Regions from separate parts of the Homo sapiens genome. Here region 1 is linked to region 2. A link is a contact called in ENCODE Hi-C or POLR2A ChIA-PET data. All regions are on one chromosome and are shown on one strand. The core of a region is the stretch at or near the end of the contact, and the rest is flanking DNA. Distances in the headings are between cores, read along the strand shown. Region 1 holds the start of PPP1R13B (protein phosphatase 1 regulatory subunit 13B). Region 2 holds the start of MARK3 (microtubule affinity regulating kinase 3).

Region 1 (6,351 bases), core at 3,789-6,288, 460 kb after region 2:
AGGTGATCTGCCCATCTCAGCTTCCCAAAGTGCTGGGATTACAGGCGTGAGCCACCATACCAAGCCCAGAGTACCTTCTTTATGAAGAGAAAACACTTCAGAGCTACAGAACAGTTCTTGACTCGTCGATACTCTTTTGGAAAAGAAAAAGTATGCTGGCCGGGCTCGGTGGCTCACACCTGTAATCCCACCACTTTGGGAGGCTGAGGCAGGTGGATCACCTGAGGTCAGGAGTTCAAGACCAGCCTGGCCAAACATGGGGAAATTCCACCTCTACTAAACATGCTAAAATTAGCCAGGCATGGTGGCATGCCCCTGTAATCCCAGCTCCTTGGGAGGCTATGGTGGGAGAATTGCTTGAACCCGGGAGGCGGAGGTTGCAGTGAGCCAAGATCGCGCCACTGCACTCCAGCCTGGGCAACAGAGTGAGATCTTGTCTGAAAACAAACAAAAAAAGTATCTTAAGCAACATTCCCCACATATATCTCATCTATGCACGAAAAGTTTTACTAGCTACAAAACGTCCACACTCTTTCAAAAAGAAACGATGCTGAGCTAGGTGCGGTGGCTCACGCCTGTAATCCCAGCACTTTGGGAAGTTGAGGTGGGCAGATAACTGGAGGCCAGGAGTTCGAGACCAGCCTGGCCAACATGGTGAAACCCTGTCTCTACCAAAAATTTGAAAAAATTAGCCAGGCATGGTGGTGTGCACATGTAGTCCCAGCTACTGTGGAGGCTGGGGCACGAGAATCACTTGAATCCAGGAGGCAGAGGTTGCAGTGAGCTGAGATCCTGCCACTGCACTCTAGCCTGGGTGACAGAGCGAGACTCTGTCTCAAAAAAAAAAATAAATCATGCTGAATCAAGGCAGTTTTCATCCTTTCTATAATCTAAATTGGGCTTTCCATTTTTACTAAAATTCTTACTTCTATCAAACTTGTAAATGCTTTCAGGGCCAGATCTTAGGGACTAAACAAAAAGTATTATTTAAATGGTACCATTTTTTCCTGGGAAAACATTTTTAAAATGTCATCCATTGATAAAAAGGTGAGTGACTACCAATAACAACAACAAAAAAATACTATTTTCATAAGGGAAAATTCCAAAATATAATTTAGTTTAGAAGTGGAAAGGACGGCAGAGCGCAGTGGCATACGCCTGTTATCCCAGCACGTTGGGAGGCTGAGGCAGGCAGATCACAAGGTCAAGAGATCAAGACAATCCTGGCCAACGTGGTGAAACCCCATCTCTACTAAAAATACAAAAATTAGCTGGGCGTGGCGGCGCACGCCTGTAGTCTGAGCTACTTGGTAGGCTGAGGCAGAAGAATCACTTGAACCCAGGAGGCAGAGGTTGCAGTGAGCCGAGGTCATGCCACTGCACTCCAGCGTGGCGACAGAGCAAGACTCCGTCTCAAAAAAAAAAAAAAAGTGGAAAGGCCAGGTGCAGGGGCAGAGGGGTGGCTCACACCTGTAATCCCAGCACTTTGGGAGGCTGGGGCGGGCAGATCACTCAAGCTCAGAAATTCGAGACCAGCTTGAGCAACAAGGTGAAACCCCGTCTCTACTAAAAATACAAAAATTAGCCGTTTGCCGTGGCGTGTGTCTGTGGTCCCAGCTACTCGGGAGGCTGTGGCATGAGAATCACTTGAGCCTAGGAGGCGGAGGTCGCCGTAAGCTGAGATCGTATCATTGCACTCCAGCCTTGGCAACAGGAGTGAAACCCTGTCTCGAAAAATAAAAAAAAAAAGAAGGTGGAAAGTCACAGCACTTTGTACGACAGCAAATAGAAGACTTCTACAGAGATTTGATTGTGTCAGATGAGAATTTGGCCACTCACTCTCATTTATTCTCAACAGCTGAGAGACTGGGCACTGTAGTACACCATGTGATTAATTAAAAGTTACCACATGGCCGGGCGCAGTGGCTCATGCCTGTAATCCCAGCACTTTAGGAGGCCAAGGTGGGCAGATCACCTGAGGTCATGAGTTCAAGGTCAGCCTGCCCAACATAGTGAAACCCTGTTTCTACAAAAATACAAAAATTAGCCAGGCAGGATGGAGGGTGCCTGTAATCCCAGCTACTCAGGAGGCTGGGGCAGGAGAATCTCTCGAACCTGGGAGGTGGAGGTTGCGGTGAGTCAAGATCATGTTGCACTCCAGCCTGGGCAACAGAGTGAGACTCTGTCACAAAAAAAGAAAAAAAGAAAAAAGTTACCACGACATTATATACTAATTGCCAATTTTCAAATAAAATAAAATATACTCTAAGCCTATGTTGTCCAATATGGTAGTCACTAAGCACATGTAGCTACTGAGCACTGGAAATGTGCTAGTCTGAGCTGAGGTGTGTGCTGTAAAATGCAAACTGTCACCGGATTCACACCAGATTTCAGACACTTAGTACCAGAAAAAATGTATAATATCTCATTAGTGGTTTTTTCATATTGAATACGTGTTAAAATAATATTTTGGATATGCTAAGTTAATAAAAGGATACTACTAAAATTAGTACTTTTTCAACTTGTTTCATGTAGTTACCACAAAATTTAAAATTGCATTTGTGGCTTGCTTTACATTTTTATTGGACAGTACTGCTCTACACAAACTGCAAAATATGACCCAACGTTCCTTTGATTCATCATCATCATGATGAATACCAAATATACAATAAATCGAGAAAAATCTTATTTACATTTTTGGATAGTTTAAAATATTACCAAGTAAGAATGGCATTTCTGAAAACTCCTACTAAATTTACAACCAACTCCAACTGTGTTAATAGAGGAAGGACTCAGTCCTACAAGTAGTATTTTTAGGGATCAAAAAGGAAATACAAAAGTAAAAGCCATACATGAGAGTCTAAGAGAAATACCATCTGTTTCTAAAAGGCATTTTTAAACAAAAGCGGTGTTTTAAACAGGTAATAGACCTGTTTTTTTAAAAAACAGTATTTTATTGTTTTGAGAAATCCGAAGAAATGCCCCAATTCCCAGCTAAACAAACCTCTTAAAAAGGAAACCTGTGAAGGTAGGAACTCAAAACTCTACTCCCGTGGAATAGAGGTAAGATGTCTGAATGAATCATATGGAAAATGTAAGCCAAGTTTCTTAGCAGGATATTTATAATTAAACATTATACAACGACGAAGCCAGCCAAAATTTTTCTAGATATCCTTCAATGCCACCACAGTATGAATGCATCAATCAACTATTACAGGATTTAACTAAAACTACTTTCAAAATTCTGAAACACCATAATGCCTTTCATCAAAATCTAGCTAGTGAGAATTAGGGAGGGAAGTTTCCAAATGCCTTATCTTATAAAGTTAGAAATTGAAAATTCAAAGCCATATTAAGAATAATAAATATTTGTATGACATTCTGTTCAACCATCACTTTTGGATACATCATCCTATTTGATCCTCAGGACAGCGCTCAGATATTGGTACATTTTTATCCCTACTTTAGAGGTAATTCCAGGCTCAAAGACCTTGACTTCTTCAAGGTCACATAGCTAAAAAGTGGAAGAACCAGCGTTTCACCCCAGATCTTCTGATGCTCATCCAATTCTCTTTCCATTACAAGACAATTATTCATTTAAAACCAAATGTTTAGAAACCCAACAAGTCTGATGCTAAAGAAAGACCTAAGGATCAAGTAGATCAAACCTTAAGACTTGGAAAACGCTGAAAGCCGGCTACAAAACATGCTGGAATCCGTTAAAAACGGGGAGAAGAGATTATCAAGAGAAAGGAAATCAAAGAGGAAGAAGGGGGATCTAATCTAAATGTCCTTGGGTGCAGCATAGCAGAATGGCAATATTCAAGTAGAGAATGCAGGGAAACTGCACTTTCCTGTGAAATGTGATTTTCAACGTAGTATTGTAGGTTAAAAAAATGACTGTGTTACTTTACTATAAACGTGTTTGAGAATTTTACTTACGATATAGGCGCTCAGAAAACCAATACCTCTCCAACTGGGTACAACCAGTCCCACATTTTTTCATAAGTCATGATGCTTACCTCCCAAAAAGCCAATTTTTAAAAATCAGAATTCAGCATCCCCTCCTATTCAGATTATAGGTAAAGGGAAGGGTCGGTAGGACGATGGCAAATCTAATGGCCAATGTCTTTCTAGGCGAAAGCATCCTTAAGGGCAGGACAAAGACACCACCACTACAAACGAACCTCGTTCAACCTTCAGAACACGGAGAACAAACCAGTTAAAGCAAAACGAACCAACATTGCAGATACGGGAAAAGGGAATTCCTAAGATGGCTCTCCAAATCCGTGCACTCGGCACCTTTCCTCAGTACAACCGCGAAGGCTACGGGAATGCGCCTGCAGAGTGTGGGAACTCCGGGCGCGGGTGCCCACCCCGCCGACTCCCAGGGCGACCCCAGAACGTTCGTTTCAGGCGGGTCACAGCTGCGCCACCCACCAGACCTGTGCCCCAGCGTCCGACCGCGCACCTGAGAGGACCGAGGAGATGACCGGCCCCAAATGCATCTGCTTCTCCCCGCGGCCGCGGAGGCCGAGCAGGAAGGGCCCGCAGGCGGCCCCGGCCCCGCGCTGACAGCCCGGCGCCGCCCCCACCTGCCCGCCTGGGGGGCGCCGCGGCCGGGCGCGCCCGCCCAGCCACTTCCTTCCCCGCCCGCCCGGCCTCGCACCGGCCCGCGGGGGCTGGGAGCCGCGGGAGGAAGGAGGTTTGGCCAGCGGCCCGCGGAGGAAGCCGCCGCCACCTCCCGCCCGCCCTCACCCACCGGCATCATCGCGGGGAGAGTCCGCGACGCCCTCGGCCGCCGCCTGACAGGACGCTCCGCGCCGAGCTGTGCCCACCGCTCCGGCCGCCTCCTAAGGCCGCGCTCCCGCCGCCGTGCTCTCCGGCCCGGCCGCGGCGAGGCGGCAGCTGCGGCGGGCTGCGGGGCTCTCGCTGGCCCTGTCGCGGCCGCCGGCGCGCTGCGTCGCTGTCCCGGGCACCCGGCCGCCGCCGCCGCCGCCTCAACCTCAGCCTCAGCCTCAGCCCCAGCCCGACAGCCTGCGGCCCGCCCGCCCGGCTCGCTCTTCAGCCCCCGCAGGCCCCGCCCCCAGCGCGACGCCCCGCACGGGTCCCGTAGCCCCCTCTGATTGGCCCGGTGGGAGCGGGGGCGGGGAGAGGGGCGGGGCTTCCCGGCTCCGCCCGCTACCCTCGCTCTCAGCGGCGGCCAGGTGCGTGCGCGTCCGCGCTCCCGGCGGCGGGGGAGGGGCGGACGCGCAGTGGGCACCGGTGGCCTCCCCCGCCCTTGCGTGAGCCCCGACTAGGGAAGACCGCGGACGGTGGGAGGACTGAGGCCCGACAGGGAAGGGCCGGCCCGGGTCCCGCAGCGGATCACGGCAGGGCCGGGACTCGAACCCGGGCTCCCGGGGGCCGACTGTGGGCCGGGAGCGTCCCTGCGGCGACGGCGCGCGCCCGCACTCTGACCGCGGCCTGACCCCCGGCTGCCGGCGCGCCGTGGGGCTGCGGCCCAGAGGCCAGTGGGAGGGGCGCGGGGGGCCCCCGGAGCGAGCATGTGACCCGAGGCCGCGCGCTCGGAACCAGCCCCGGCCCGACGCCCTTGGCTGGCACCTGCTTCTCCCCCACCGGCGTCTTCCGCGGCTCTCGGGGCCGCGCCCCCCGCACCAGCTCCCGAGCCTTGGCCTTCGCCCGAGCGATCTCCCGCCTAGAACCCCGCGCCCACCTGTGCCACCTGTGCCCACCTGCGCCAGCATCCCTCGAGGTCCAGCTCCAGCGTCCCCGGGGAGGGTCCGGTCCTCGTCTCCAGGGCCTGGGTCTCTCCCTGCAGTCCCGTCTCCAGAGGCGCCGCCCCCTCGGGCCTGAGCGCCGGAGTGACAGAGCCCTGGGCAGGGCCCTGAGCAGACCCTCAGTAAAGGCTGCCAGGGGGGTAGGCACCCGCTCGGGGCCCCCCACATGGTGCCATTCGCCCGGACCGCGGCGGAGAGCAGACAGGGGGACTGAGGTGCTCCCCGCGGCAGCACCGAACTCCCACGGGCATCAGAAGGCAAGGTCTGCGGATGGCCCCAGACACAGAAGGCGTAAGCCGCCCTGGGAAGCGCCGGCCCAGTGGAGAAGGCCGCCGCGAGGTCAGGGTCAGTCTGGAGCCTGTCTGGTTCTCGGAGAGGCTTCTGGCTGCTGCAGAGTGGGGGCAGAGCAAGGGAGGAGGCCAGGGAGCTCCCACCAGCCCATTCCTGGGGAGCCACCCCTGTCCCTCAGAGGCCACGGGGGCTCGTGTTTGCGAGTGTGGACTTTCCAGTTAGACAGACTTGGTTCAGCACCGCCTCCGCCACACCCTCGCCTGGGATCCTAAACAAGCCG
Region 2 (6,215 bases), core at 2,526-5,025:
TAAATTTAGTTATATCTTTTCAGCTTGGGGCCCCAAGGTAGAAACTATTTTAATATGAAGACAGGAAACAAGAAATATGAAAAGGGATTGAAGAAGGCATTCCAAGGACAACTTCCAAACCCTCCTCTCTATTCCTTCCAGACCATAGATGCACATAATTCTGGGCCACAGAGAGTCCTTTGGACAGAACAATACTTTACTGTTTCTTCTCTTCCTCTCCTTTTCTTTTTTGCTTGTAATTCACACACCCAGGTGGCTAGGCGCAGTGGATCACACCTGTAATCCCAGCACCTTGGGAGGCAGAGATGGGAGGGTTGCTTGAGGCCGGAAGTTCAGTCTGGGCAAGACTTGGTCTCTAAAAATAAATTACCTAGGTATGGTGGTGCATACCTGTAGTCCTAGCTATTCAGGAGGCTGAGGCAAAGAATCACTTGAGCCCCGGAGTTCAAGGCTGCAGTGAGCTATGATCACACCACAGTGCCCCAGCCTGGACAAGAGAGCAAGACCCTGTCTGGCTCAAGCAACAACAAAGGAAGGAAGGAAGAAGGAAGGAAGGAAGGAAGGAAGGAAGGAAGGAAGGATGGATGGAAGGGAGGGAGGGAGGGAGGGAGGAAGGAAGGGGAAAAAGAGAGAGGAAGGGAGGGAGGGAGGGAGGAAAGAGAGAAAAAGGCAGGCAGGCAGGGCAAGAAAGAGACAAAGAGAAAGAAAGAAAGAGAGAAAGAAAGAAGAAAAAAGAAACACACACACCCATCTCCCACTCTTTATAGTGTCATGATGTCATTTAACATAAGTGCAAGGAAAAGTTCAAGGCGTTTAATTCTAGCTTTTACAAAACCCAGAAGCATCTTGAGTTAAGTACTATTATCTTCATTTCCTAACTTTTGGCATTCGCTGACTCATTATTTCATATGTGGCTTGGGTGAGAAAAGCATCTGGGTGGCAACCTCCTCCCCCAGCTACTTCTCTGGCCAATGGGGACTGTTCTGAACTTCCCATACACTTTCTCGCAGCTTCTGCCTGAGGCTGAAACCCTTTCTGGGGTGTTTTCCCAACTGTCATCAGGATGGGATGCAGAACCAGGTGCCATGCTCTGTCCAAACCCTGCCTGGCTCCGGCCTTCTGCAGTCTCACTTCTCACCGCTCACTCTCCTGATATTTACCCAGACCCACCGTGTGGCTTCTCATTGCGGTGCTCATCAGGCCATCCTTCTGCTTGAACTGTCCTTTCTACCCATCCTCCCACAGCTAACTCTGCTCATGCTTTTAGACTCAGCATAAACATCCTCTCCCCCAGGAAGCCTTCCCTGATCCAAACCCCCGAGTTGAGCTAAATGTCCCTGCTTGGGTCTCCCACAACACTTATGCTCACCCCGTCTTATCATAACCAACATTGCAGTTGAAGTGTGTGAAGCACACATTTAACTAATGGAATTCCACTAACTCCTCTTGGCCAGAAGGAGAAAGAGAATAACTTTATTTATTTATTTACTTATTTATTTATTTCTGAGGCATGTTCTTGCTCTGTCTCCCAGGCAGGAGTGCAGTGGGCATCATCCTTCTGCCTTTTTTTTTTTTTTAAGTTTTTGTAGAGACAAGGTCTCACTCTGTTGCCCAGGCTGGTCTCCAACTCCTGGGCTCAAGTGACCCTCCCACCTCAGGCCCCCAAGTAGCTGGGATTACAGATGTGCATGCCGTCTCCCTATTCACATTTTATTTTACTTTATTTTGTTTTTTGAGACGCAGTCTTGCTCTGTTGCTCAGGCTGGAGTGCAGTGGGCTGATCTTCGCTCACTTCAACTCTGCCTCCCAGGTTCAAGAGATTCTCTCACCTCAGCCTCCTTAGTAGCTGGGACTACAGGCACACACCACCGTGCTTGGTTAATTTTTTGTATTTTAGCAGAGATGGGGTTTCACCATGTTGGCCAGGCTGGTCTGAAACTCCTGAGCTCAGGCAATCCGCCCACCTCGGCCTCCCAAAGTGTTAGGATTACAGGCGTGAACCACCGCGCCCGGCCCCTATTCACATTTTAAATAGAACCACTCTTGGCCCCCTGACCACTCCTCTCTGAGGGTTAGATGGGAGCCCTGAGTGTTACCTTAGTCCTCAGGTGTTTTAACATTGGGAGCCTCTGGCCTCTCTGGGAGTGAATCTGGCGTTTAAAGATACATATATTTGGCCGAGCGCAGTGGCTCACGCCTGTAATCCCAGCACTTTGGGAGGCCGAGACGGGCAGATCACAAGGTCAGGAGATCGAGACCATCCTGGCTAAGACGGTGAAACCGCATCTCTACTAAAAATACAAAAAAAATTAGCCAGGCATGGTGGTGGGCACCTGCAGTCCCAGCTACTCGGGAGGCTGAGGCAGGAGAATGGCGTGAACCCGGGAGGTGGAGCTTGCAGTGAGTGGAGATCGCGCCACTGCACTCCAGCCTGGGCGACAGAGCGAAACTCCGTCCCAAAACAACAACAACAACAACAACAACAACAAACATATATTTCGTGGAGCAAGAAATGTCTCAAACATAGCAAGAGAGTTGGGATGCCAACGGACCAAAGGGAAAGCAAGCATGACATAGCCCCCCACTACAAGGGCTTACCTATTATCCAAGCTTTGGGAGCTAGGTTAGAATCCCAGCTCTGTCGCTAACCAACCTGTGTACTTTAGCCAAGTCACTGTACCTGTCTAGACTTCGGATCGCATGTGTGTCTGCCCATCTCATAGGGTTACCCTGAGGCTAAATGAGGTAACAAATGTCATGAACCCACAAGGTAGACTCGACTCTCGGTAACAGTTCGTGTCACCCCCATCTCACACTACTCTCCCTCTTCGGACCCTGCACCCATGGATTCCATCCACCGCTGGCCAGGAGCTGAGTAGAGGCACCGAGCACGTGAAGAGGTGAATGGGCAAGGAAGGCTTCCAGGTCAGGTAGCATTTCCAGTGTTCCAGCCTGCAGGCATCTACCGAGCCTGGCCCGAGGCTGGCACCCAGAGATGCTTCCAGTCTTCCAGCAGCAACGCACTGACTGTAAGAAAAGCCTGCTTATAAACCCCCTACAGGCATTTGGAAGCTGGTCCCTGGGGTCCTCTACAGATTCATTTCGCCCCCAAACCCATCCCCTTTGTGCCACCCTCGTTATTGCACTCTTCCATCCGGATGGCATTTAGCTGGGTCCGGGTCTGTCACCCGTCTGACCACCAGCTCCTTGAGGGCAAGAGGCGCCTGCTGCCCTCAGGGTCCGCGCCCAGCCCGCAGCTGCTCAGATCCGGAGACGGGAAGGTTTGTTGGCGAGAACCTGACTCCCGGGTCACAGTTAAGGATGCAAGAGCCCGGCGCCTTCCCGTAGCCCCGGCCCTGTCATTAATTAATGCTGGGGCTCCATTCGGTGCAGCGCAGTCCCAGGGATGCAACCGCAACTTTTGCGCACAATAGGCTCTCGATCTGTAATCCAGCCAACCCAGGCCTGTAGTGTGTAAATGCCAACTCAGCGGGAGGGCTCTGGCTGTCGCCCAGAGCCGTTTCTCGGCTCTTTCGCGGTTGCCGGCGCGCTCGGGACAGGAGGAACCCGCAGCCCGCGGGAGTCAGCGGAGACCCGACCAGCACTATCCAGCCCTCTGCACCGCCCCCGCGGCGAGGTCTGGACCAAGTCGCCCCTAGCAACAACAGCCGGGCCGGCTTTCTCAGGCCATGCTGATTGGCGGGACTCCGGGTGGCGGCCTGTCGTCACTTCCGGCAGCCGGAGGCAGCAGAGGAAGCCGAGGGGCGGCCATCTTGGCTCCGTGAGGCTCTGAGGTGCCGGGGTGCGGCGGCGGCAGCGGCGGCCAGCAGGGCGGAGGCTGAGGCAGCAAGCTCGCTAGAGAGGGAGAAGCAGTCGGGCGCAGGCGCCTCCTCCGCAGCCCGCTCCATGGTCGGCGCCCACAGCCCGCGGCGGCCTGTCTTGCGCTCCACTTCCTTCACATCCTCCTCCGCCTCCTCGTTTTCAGGCGCCGCCGGCGGCGCTGTGTGGAGGCCCGCGAGCTGAAATTCGCGGTGCGACGGGAGGGAGTGGAGAAGGAGGTGAGGGGGCCCAGGATCGCGGGGCGCCCTGAGGCAAGGGGACGCCGGCGGGCCGAAGCGCAGCCCGCCGCCCGCAGGCTCGGCTCCGCCACTGCCGCCCTCCCGGTCTCCTCGCCTCGGCCGCCGAGGCAGGGAGAGAATGAGCCCCGGGACCCGCCGGGGGACGGCCCGGGCCAGGCCCGGGATCTAGACGGCCGTAGGGGGAAGGGAGCCGCCCTCCCCACGGCGCCTTTTCGGAACTGCCGTGGACTCGAGGACGCTGGTCGCCGGCCTCCTAGGGCTGTGCTGTTTTGTTTTGACCCTCGCATTGTGCAGAATTAAAGTGCAGTAAAATGTCCACTAGGACCCCATTGCCAACGGTGAATGAACGAGACACTGAAAACGTAAGTAACCTGGGCGTTGTAGTTGGCGGACCTTCGGGGTGGCATTCGTGCTCCTCGGGCAGTGCCTTGCAGTCGGGTGTTCCCCCCAGCCGAACGCTCTGGAAATAGAGGGCAGGCCGTAGTCACCCAGGAGGCAGCCAGGTCGGACCGTTTCCTCCAGAAGTCTGCCGTGTCCCGCTGTTCGCGGGCGGGTCTGCGAAGTACATCGATTATGCCGGCAGTCTAGTCGGTTAATAAAGCCCAGGAGTTGCAGCGTTACGGATCGGTGCTTTGAGAGGCCAGGTTGCCGCGCAATGGATTGTGCAAACGTGTGTGTCAGATCACTGCAGTGGTCAGTGCTTATTTTAGCCGAACTCTGCTTTTAACTTGGTCAGGCAGTTCTTGAGAGACTGTCACATTAATAACATATGTTACCGGTGCTGATTAAGAGTAATCGATTGGGTCAAGTGGGCGGTCTCGTTCTTTAAGATGGTCTGGAACTAAATTTAATCACAGTCACTAAGTGTCCACTGAGGGATCTTTGCGGTCCCCTTAGGAATTCCAAAACACTAGCGCGCAGCCTTTATTAAGGCAGTTTCCTTTCCATACAAATCTTTTTTGAAGGAGTTGGTTAAACATTTTGAAAAGCAGATGTATAGTGAAGCTCTGCTCTGCCACTCACTGCCTAGCTGAGGGACACCCGCTGGGGGCTTCGCTGTCCTCCTTCCTAAAAAGAGATTGGCTTAGATGAGCTCTTAGGTCCCTTTCAGCGCTCACAGGCTATGGTTTTATAAAAGGAACCTTTGATTTTGTTCATGTGAAACTACAAAATGCCAGGAACAGCATTGCTAGAGAATGAGAACTTGTAGTAGAAATTCCATTGAAGAAACGTTTGACTCTGTTCGTTTTCTAACTCTGTTCTCCTCTAACACTGGGTTCAAAAGTGTTTCAATCTAGTTGTTGACTATATTCTGTAAAACATCTAGTAAATAATTTGTAAAGAAACTTCACTGGCCTTTCATTAAAAGTGTTATGAGGTAATTGCTGGCACGAAATGTCTTCTCTTAGGGAATGCTTCCTTGCTTTGAGTGTTTTCATGCTTTCAGTAATGTCCTGAGATGTTGTGGCCTAGTGGAGTTAATGCTTTCATTTTGATCTTCAAAAATGCCGCTTGTTTGCTGGATAGCTGTTTGATAATTTAATCCGTAAACGTAAACCATAGCCTAAAGCATCCCTGTAGCATATTAGTATACAATATTTAATGCTCTGTGGCCCTGAGTAAGTAGAACAGTGATGTACCTTTCTCCACCTGAGATAGATTAGAAAATTATATAAAGAGTGAGTAATAGAAACTCTTAGACTAGGTGAGTCAGGGAACTAATTTCCTTATAGTCCTTTTAAAGAAACCTTATTTATTTGTTTATTTATTTATTTATTTACTTATTTATTTTTTGAGACAGACCGAGACTGTCTCCCAGGCTGGAGTGCAGTGGTGCGATCTTGGCTCACTGCAGCCTCCACCTCCCAGGCTGAAGTGATTATCATGCCTCAGCCTCCCGAGTAGCTGGGATTACTGGCGTGCACCACCACGCCCGGCTAATTTTTGTATTTTTAGTAGAGACAGGGTTTCACCATGTTGGCCAGGCTGGTCTAGAACTCCTGGCCTCATGTGATCCACCCGCCTCGGCTCCCCAAAGTGCTGAGATTACAGGCATGAGCCAGTGTGCCCAACTGATTAGTTTTGATCATTGATCTTCACTCAGAGAAGCAAAACCTTACATTGAACCAGAGTAGG

What was found. A loop is a pair of places that touch in the nucleus more often than their neighbours do. ChIA-PET counts read pairs that join two places held with the same protein, here RNA polymerase II (POLR2A). Pooled maps may share reads with other maps.
Region 1: a loop to region 2 is called in a pooled map, with 14 times the contacts of the local background. The contact joins the promoter of PPP1R13B here to the promoter of MARK3 in region 2. A Hi-C loop is called at or near these places in 9 of 50 pooled maps. POLR2A ChIA-PET finds 5 or more read pairs at or near these places in 2 of 52 experiments (GM10248 and activated CD4-positive, alpha-beta T cell).

Annotation. Positions count from the first base shown.
Region 1 is chr14:103,842,537-103,848,887 of GRCh38, forward strand. PPP1R13B (protein phosphatase 1 regulatory subunit 13B) reads right to left here and starts at 5,039. Exons shown (of 17, transcript NM_015316.3): 1 at 4,763-5,039. The coding sequence starts at 4,771. PPP1R13B-DT (PPP1R13B divergent transcript) reads left to right here and starts at 5,185. Exons shown (of 3, transcript NR_038436.1): 1 at 5,185-5,207. RefSeq lists silencers at 4,549-4,748, 4,919-5,358, 5,379-5,508, 5,529-5,598.
Region 2 is chr14:103,381,640-103,387,854 of GRCh38, forward strand. It overlaps MARK3 (microtubule affinity regulating kinase 3), which reads left to right and starts at 3,776. Exons shown (of 18, transcript NM_001128918.3): 1 at 3,776-4,441. The coding sequence starts at 4,391. RefSeq lists enhancers at 2,601-3,592, 3,593-4,582, 4,523-4,712 and a silencer at 4,053-4,242.